Regions from separate parts of the Homo sapiens genome. Here region 1 is linked to region 2. A link is an interaction called in ENCODE POLR2A ChIA-PET data of the cell type or tissue named here. Cell type or tissue: HepG2. All regions are shown on one strand. Each heading gives the region's core, and the rest is flanking DNA. Links, peaks and the distances in the headings are about the cores only.

What was found. ChIA-PET counts read pairs that join two places held together with the same protein. Peaks named below come from ENCODE experiments on the same cell type or tissue, not always from the same donor. Only the 100,000 strongest peaks of a DNase experiment are listed, where the experiment ranks them.
Region 1: POLR2A ChIA-PET joins it to region 2 with 6 read pairs; 1 of 35 experiments calls an interaction of 5 or more read pairs at or near these places.

The regions. Positions count from the first base shown.
Region 1 is chr17:50,101,218-50,103,717 of GRCh38, reverse strand. All of the region lies in intron 2 of PDK2 (pyruvate dehydrogenase kinase 2), which reads right to left. PDK2-AS1 (PDK2 antisense RNA 1) reads left to right here and starts at 1,322. Exons shown (of 2, transcript XR_007065842.1): 1 at 1,322-1,865. RefSeq lists an enhancer at 2,105-2,500. In HepG2, for the core only: no CTCF peak of the experiment used is centred there; DNase peaks (open chromatin) are centred at 1,347, 1,667 and 2,010.
Region 2 is chr17:50,644,021-50,650,158 of GRCh38, reverse strand. All of the region lies in intron 1 of ABCC3 (ATP binding cassette subfamily C member 3), which reads right to left. Among named protein-coding and RNA genes, the nearest start is that of ABCC3, 12 kb to the right of the region's middle. In HepG2, for the core only: no CTCF peak of the experiment used is centred there; a DNase peak (open chromatin) is centred at 4,678.

The sequences.
Region 1 (2,500 bases), core at 1-2,500, 540 kb after region 2:
CTAGTATTGCTGCTCTTCTCGCTCTTGCCTGACAGAGAAGAGAGTGAAAGAACCAGCTCTGGACCCAGACCTGGCTCTTTAAGCACTTGGAGCTGTGTGGCTCTGGGTAAGTCATGGAACCTCTCTGGGCCTGAGTTTGCTCATTAGGAAAATGGGGATTGTTATATCTATTTATGACTGCTTTGTGGTGAGAATTCCATGTGATGATTAGCACAGTGCCTAGCACATAGTGAGCACTCTCTAATGCTTGCTCTTATTATGGCTGGTGGCTCAAACACTGTCAACAGCTGCATGCATCCTCTGAGCCCCCAGGCAGCATCTGATACTCTCCCACTGCTTGTAGGCTCTGAATCACAGCATGTTGGAGCCCCTGTGCCCTGGAGACCTGCCCCACTGCCACACGAAGGGGGCTGTCTCAGGCCCAGAGCTCACCGCCCACCCCTCCCTACCCAGAGCTCTGCACAGAGCCCGATAGGAGGAGCTGTGGCTGCTGATGGGGCTGGGGGCCCCAACAGCAGAAAAGATCAGCCTTTCTCTCAGCCCCCATCACCATCCCTGCCACCCCAGCAGACAATCAGGCTGGCACTCCTAAGACCTCACCTGTCTCCCTGGAGAAGAACATAGCGACCACTAACACCCACTTGTGCCGAGTCCCACACAGGGTCTCTCATCTGCCAACAGCCTTGATGAGCACAAGGTATTTCCCTGTTTTTGCAGACAACGAGACCAGCACTGAGAGGTTAGTGATATGCCCCAGGCCACATAGTAAGCAGCAGGTTGGGATTCAAACCTAGCTCTTGCAGACTCCAAGTCTACACCACGTGGCCAACGGCCAACACGGGCCCTGACGGTGATGCCGCTGCTGATGGTGATGGTGGCATTTACTGGGTACCAATAGCCAGGTCCACCCTGTGCTTCCCTCCTGCCCCACTTTCACCTCCACAAGAACCCCAGAGGTGGGCGCTACTGCTGGACCCATTTTACAGATGAGGAAGTTAACACACAGAGCTGAGATTCTCTCATCCAGGCCTATGTGGCTCCGAATCCCTTGCTCCCTAAACGCACCCAAAATAGACCTTCATGCTCATATGATTCTTAGGGGAGAGAGGGCCCGCACACAGGCAGTGCTAGGGGCAGGTGGGGAGAGGAGGGGGAGGAGACCCACTGCAGAGTGGGGCCTGAGGCCCCTTCCCAGGAGGCAGGTGGGGATGAAGCGGGTGGGAGCTGGGAGGCTAAGCCACTTCCTGACTGTGCTGGGCAGTGGGTGGGGGTGGGCATGGTCAAAGTCCCAGTCTCACTTAGGGAGAGTGCCCCAGCTGCTGGCACCACCCCTTTTGTGGCTGCTCAACAACCCTAGAGGGCAGGAATGGGGCCTGGTCACGTGGCCACTGAAGTGGAGCAAAGGGCACCGGCATGGAGTGACAGCGGGCAGCGCCTGCCAGCCTCCCTCACAGGGCCAGGGCTCCTCCAGGGCAAGGGGCCCAGGCTACTCTTGGAATGGAGGGGAGAGGATGAGGATTTTCCCCGAGGTCCCTGGCCTTGCCCTGAAGCCCCTCAGGGGCCTGGTGCACCAAATGTCAACCTTGGGCCGGTTCTTGATCCTAAGAAGGGAGATTGGGGACGAGTGGCGCTGGCCTCTGGGCTGCCCACCCCTTGCAGGCCAGAGAGAGAACTGGGCTTATATAAGGGAGGCCTGAAGCAGTGGTGCAGTGACAGACAGGCACCAACAGGCGGGAGAGGCATTGCCCCCACCCCTCCCCAGGACCTGCAGGGAGGCTGGGGTCTCTGGGCCTGCTGACCTCTGCAGTAATCAAGGCCCCCAGGAGTCCCTTGGTGAGATCCGGAGCTCCCAAGCCCAGCCCAAGGTAATGTGGAGATCCACCCAAACCCTGCTTTCCAGGGCTCCAGAGCCAGTCCAGAGCCCCAGGAATGAGAAGGAGGAGGGGTGGATGCAGGCAGAAGCCAGGAGGCTTGCTGAGAGTGTGGGGCTGATAATGGGCGGTGGGGGCGGGAGGAGAGGGTGAGTGAGTGGGAGGAGGGCCCTGCAGCCCTGTGTGGGAGCAGAGGGGGTGCTGAGCCAGCGGGGGAGTGTGTGTAATTGTGTGCATGTGGCATGTGCATGCCTGTGGGTGTGTGCGAGGGTGTGCCCTGTGCACTCGTATCCACAGCTGCTGGGGAGCAGGGTGTAAACAAGGCAAAGGCTGGGGAGGAGGGTGCTCGCTGCACTTGGGGGAGAGGTGGCGGTGTCCCGCCTCCGGAGCCTCTGAGCCAGGCAGGTTTGGGTTCCGCTGCTGATTGTGCCCTAAAGAGGCCACCGAGTCCCTCGGGTCCCCATTTGCAAAATGGGGTTCATGGGAGTAAGCACCTCATGGGCCTGGGTGTACAGAAAAGATGATGCCTCGAGTACATGCGCAGTAAGTGGTCGGTCCTGCTCGGTCATGCAAGGAGCGGCTGACGGGTTTGGAGAGCTCGTGTGGCTTTAGCAGGTCCTGGGCACCCA
Region 2 (6,138 bases), core at 3,639-6,138:
ACTCCAGCCTGGGCGATAAGAGCTAGCATTAATATCAAAATTACACTGATGCAAAACTAGAATTTGGTTCTCTCCATTAAAACAACATGGTGTTCTTAGATTATTGGTCTGATCATAATAGGAAATTGTAAAATGTTTTTCTTTCTCTTTAGGTAGTTGGCCTAGAAAACAAAGATTCTGTGTTCTACCCAGATAATTTCCTGTGCTTCATGCTGTCTTTGTTAGGTTTTTGATCACTTAAGAAAACTGAGAACTCGCTATTAAAACAGCTAAGCTTTTTCTACAACTATGTAACTTTTTGTATATGCCTCCGAAGTCATTTAATGAACGGCTATTGTTCACAGTGACCTGTGATCCTATTAAAAAAATTTATTTTATGTGTTGCCTATTTCCTTCCTTCCTTCCTTTCTCTCTCTCTCTTTCTTCCTTCCTTCCTTCCTTCTTTCTTTCCCTTCTTCCCTCCCTCCTTCCCTTCCCTCCCTCCCTTCCTTCTTTCCTTCCTTCCTTTCTCCTTTCCTCCCTTCCCCTCCCCACCCCTCATCTCTCTCCTCTCTCTCCTCTCCTCTCCTTCTTTTTTTGACAAAGTCTCACTCTGTCACCCAGGTATAAAGCTGACTCCATACATAGTGGACTGTAGCATAATTCAATATGTAAACAAACTGCAACGTAACTTGAGAGTATATTCTTACAATAAGCAGCCAAGTCTCAGCCAAATATAGCAGAATTTTCAGCCAATCACAAGCTGCCAGATCATCAGAACATGTCCACATAAGGCAAACACCTCATTGCACCATGCCCAAATAAGGCAAATACTGATCTGTCGCCAATCAAGCTGTTTCTATACATCAATTCCTTTCTCTGTCCATTAATACTGCCTGCCCATACTGCTGGGTGGTAAAACTCTGTGAACCTCTACTGGTTCAGGATGCTGGCTGATTCATGAATTGTTCTTTGCTCAGATAAACTCTGCTAAATTTAATTTGTCTAAAGTTTTTATTTTAACAGAATTTTTCCTCAAATGTGTGGTGACTTTTTTTTTTTTTTTTTGAGATGGAGTCTCCCTCTGTCGCCCAGGCTGGAGTGTGGTAGTACGATCTCAGCTCACTGCAACCTCTGCCTCTGAGGTTCAAGAAATTCTCCTGCCTCAGCCTCCCGAGTAGCTGGGATTACAGGCACGTGTCACAATGCCCAGCTAATTTTTGTATTTTTAGTAGAGGGGTTTTGCCATGTTGGCCAGGCTGGTCTCGAACTCCTGACTTCAAGTGATCCGCCTGCCTCGGCCTCCCAAAGTGCTGGGATTACAGGCGTGAGTCACTGCACCCGACCTGTGGTGATTCTTGCGGCTTGGCTGTCTCAATATTTTGGAGTAAGACACTAAAGAGTTGGCTGCTCTGTGTGTTGGGGGCAGGTGGATTTGGGACTGGATCTGGGACTCCTCAGGGCAATCTGTGAACAATGATGAGTGAGAGTACCAAGGACCAAGGACCAAGAAACAGCTACTGAAGACAGAGTACCGAGGACCAAGCTTATTGGCTGTTGGGCTTCACTGCAGAGTGATCAAGTAGGAACCTGGTCCTTTAGGGAAGACTCCCCCAACAACTGGAAGAATCTGGAGGTCTTTTCTCTGGGACCAATTTAGGAGTGAGGGCTGAGGGTTCTATCCTTCAGTATGCAGACTTTTACTTAATTCCACAGAATAAACTGCTGGTCTTCTGTGAGGTGGCTGGAATTTGCCTGGCTTTGAGAGGAGATGGATAAGTATCTTGGGTGTTTCATCTCTCCTTATGCATTCTCCTAGCAGCCGCTGCTTTCAGCCCTGCTCTTCCCCTTGCCTCCTTCAGCCCTCCAATCCCCGAGCTTTTACAGACTCCAAATGGCCTTTGGTTTCAGTTGTTCTCTGCTGTGTCAGTGATCACTCCTCAACCTGTTTCTCACTTTCCAAAAAGGTGTTAATATCTTGTCTGCTGTTGTCTCCTCTTCTCTTTGTCCTTGTAGGTTTACATTCTTTATTCCTTACTGTCACTTTGATGGAAAATCAGGAAGGACTGGAGATAAAGTCTTGTGTTCAATCCACCCTATAGAACCAGAAGTCCTTCCAACTACAATTTTTTTTTTTCTTTTGGGCAGAGTCTTGCTCTGTCTCCCAGGCTGGTGTGCAGTGGTGTGATCTCAGCTCACAGCAACCTCCGCCTCTGGGATTCAGGTGATTCTCCTGCCTCAGCCTCCCGAGTAGCTGGGATTACAGGCTTCCACCACCACGCCCGGCCAATTTTTGTATTTTTAGTACAGACGGGGTTTTGCCATGTTGACCAGGCTGGTTCTCAAACTCTTGACCTCAGGTCATCCACCCGCCTTGGCCTCCCAAAGTGCTGGGATTACAGGTGTGAGACACCATGCCCAGCCTCCAAGGGCGAATTAAATAGACCCGTTTCAGACTTTATGCAGGACCTCCCTGCAACAGTGTGGGCTTCCCCCATCTCTTGGAAACTACTCTTTCCTGGTCTCCTGGTTTCTTGGCAAGCATTCCTTGCTGTCTCCTTATCTTCCTTCCAGTTCACCCTGTGGACATGGGCCCTAGCTCCCAAGTTCAGACCTTGGTCCTTGGTGCTCTCTCTCATCATTGTTCACAGATTGTCCTGAGGAGTCCCAAATCCAGATCAACAGCTCAAATCACCTCCTGAGCCTCAGCGCCTACTTCCTGCTGCCTCTCAGATGGCGTCACCATCTGTCTGCAGCCACCTCATATTCAATACCTCTCAAAGTAAGATCCTTCACTCCCTGCCAGAACCAGCCCTTCCTTTGGCCTTGCCTGCCTCTGCCAAGGGCATCACCATTCTGCCAGCTACCCTGACACCTGTAGGGACATAGGTCCTATTGATTCTTGATGGAAGCATAGTAGCTGGACAAAGAGGTGTTTGAGACTTGGCAGGGAAAGGTTAAGCACCTTGGCCAAGGTCACACAGCTTAAAAGAACTCACACTTGGCCGGGCACAATGGCTTACACCTGTAATCCCAGCTCTTTGGGAGGCTGAGGTGGGAAGATCACGAGGTCAGGAGTTCGAGACCAGCCTGACCAACATGGTGAAATCCCGTCTCTACTAAAAATACAAAAATTAGCTGGGCGTGGTGGCAGGCACCTGTAATCCCAGCTACTCGGGAGGCTGAGGCAGGTGAACTGTTTGAACCCGGGAGGCGGAGGTTGCAGTGAGCTGAGATTGTGCCACTGCACTCCAGCCTGGTGACAGAGGGAGACTCCGTCTCAAAAAAATAAAAAATAAAAAGAAGAAGTCACACTTAAGCTGTGTGATCTTGACCCAGGTTCTTAACCTCTCCCCTCTCTGGGCCTTGGTTTCTTTAAGGGTAACATTGGGATGATAATATCTCTTACCTGGTTCCTCCCACCTGGCCCCTTGGCCAGACCCTCATCTCTTCATGAGCAATTGCCATAGACTTCTGGTCTCTTCCCTTCAGATTCCCTGGGGTCCCAGATCCTGCATGGTTTTCCCCTTCCTTTCTGGCCATGCCATCACAGTCTCTTTGCTGATTCCCCTGCCTGGTGCAAGAGGGTCCTGGAGCTCAGTCCTTTCCTCTTCTCTGCCTCCTTCCTATCTGCACTCAACCTCTTGGCAATCCCATGCAGTCTCATATGATGATATGATGTACCATCTATATGCCAATGACTTTCAAGTCTATCTCTCCAGCTCATTGCTCCCCAAATCTCCAGCTCCATATCTAACTGCTGACTTGACATCTTCACTCCATACACCCTACAATAGCCTGCATAGACCTGCACAATGTCCCTTCCCCCAACCCATGACCCTCTCCCCGCCTTTCCTGCTTCACTCCAGCCACTGGCCTCCTTGCTGTTTCTAAATGCACTTGCTGCTCCTGTCTCAGGGCCTTTGCACTTGCTCTTCTCTCTTCCTGGAACACTCCTCCCCCAGACATCCTGAAGTCTTTCTTTCTCAATGAAGCCTACCCTGACCATCCTGTTTAATACTGCCACCTGTGTCCCACCCCTGTATTCCCAATTCTCCCACCCTTCTCCGCTTTTTCTTTTCTCTATAACACCTATCACCTTTTGACATGATATATAATTTACTGATTTATTATATTTTCTCTCATCTTTTCCTTTACTTGCTGACATGTAAGCTCTTTGAAGGGAAGAACCTTTATTTTATTTATCTATGTATCCTAAGTACTTAGAATGGTGCCTAGCACATAGTAGGTGCTCAGAAAAAAGATTTGCTTAAATAAATCAAATATTTATTGAAGACCAGGGACATTGCCCAGTGCTTTGAGAGGCCAAGGCAGGAGCATCACTTGAGGCCAGGAGTTTGAGACCAGCCTGGGCAACATAGCAAGACGCTGTCTCTACAAAAATGTAAAACATTAGCCTGGTCTGGTGACAGGCACCTGTAGTCCCAGTTACATGGAGGCTAAGGCGGGAGGATCTCTTGAGCCCGGGAGTTTGTTGCTGCAGTGAGCCATGATTATGCCACTCCACTCTAGCCTGAGCAACAGAGCAAGACCTGGACTCTTAAAAAAAAAATACACACACACACATACACGTTTATTGAATAAATGAATGAAAGAATAATAGTATACCATCCCTTTAAACTTTCAGTAGCTCCCTACTGCCTAGAAGGCAAAGTTCAAACATTTTACTATGGCATTCAAAGCCCACAGCTGGCCTTGAACTATCTGGCTATGTGAACTGTTGAATAATCTATATGCTTGAGTTCTGAGTTCTCCCATCTTTTTTTTTTTTTTTTTTTTTTTTTTTTGATGGAATCTTGCTCTGTCGCCCAGGCTGGAGGGCAGTGGCACAATCTTGGCTTACTGCAACCTCTGCCTCCCGTGTTCAAGTGATTCTCGTGCCTCAGCCTTCTGAGTAGCTGGGATTACGGGCGTGCACCACCACGGCTGGTTAATTTCTTTCTTTTTTTTTTTTTTTTAAGGCCAAGTCTCGCTCTGTCACCCAGGCTGGAGTGCAGTGGTGCGACCTTGGCTCACTGCAACCTCTGCCTCCAGGGTTCAAGCGATTCTCCCACCTCAGCCTCCTGGGTAGCTGGAATTACAGGCACATGCCACTACGCCAGGCTAATTTTTGTTTTCTGTTTTTTTGTTTGCTTGTTTTTGAGACGGAGTCTCGCTCTGTCGCCCAGGCTGGAGTGCAGTGGCGTGATCTCGGCTCACTGCAAGCTCCGCCTCCCGGGTTCACGCCATTCTCCTGCCTCAGCCTCCTGATTGGCTGAGACTACAGGCGCCCGCCACCATGCCCGTCTAATTTTTTGTATTTTTAGTAGAGACGGGGTTTTACCGTGTTAGCGAGGATGGTCTCGATCTCCTGACCTTGTGATCTGCCCACCTCGGCCTCCCAAAGTGCTGGGATTACAGGCATGAGCCACTGCACCCGGCCTTGGTTTTTGTTTTGTTTTGGTTTTGAGACGGAGTCTCACTCTGTCACCTCGGCTGGAGTGCAGTGGCACGATCTCAGCTCTCTGCAACCTGTGCCTCCAGGGTTCAAGTGATTCTCCTGTCTCAGCCTCCCAAGTAGCTAGGACCACAGGTGCACACCACCACACCCAGCTAAATTTTGTATTATTAGTAGAGATGGGGTTTCACCATGTTGGCCAGGCTGGTCTGGAACTCCTGACCTCAAGTGATCTGCCAGCCTCAGCCTCCCAAAGTGCTGGGATTACAGGGGTGAGCCACCATGCCTGGCCAAGTTCTAGCATCTTAAGAAAACAACTCATGGAAGGGGAGTGATCTGCACTCCCTGCTTCCTTTCCCCAACCTCCCCAGCCTGCCTTCCCTTCTTCCTTTTTTTTTTTTTTTTTTTTTTGAGACGGAGTCTGGCTCTGTCACCCAGGCTGGAGTGCAGTGGTGTGACCTTGGCTCACTGCAACCTCCACCTCCCGGGTTCAAATGATTCTCCTGCCTCAGCCTCCTGAGTAGCTGGGATTACAGATGCCCGCCACCACGCCCAGCTAATTTTTGTATTTTTAGTAGAGACGGGGTTTCACCGTGTTGGTCAGGCTGGTCTCGAACTCCTGACCTTGTGATCCGCCCGCCTCAGCCTCCCAAAGTGCCAGGATTTCAGGCGTGAGCCACTGTGCCTGGCCTGCCTTCCCT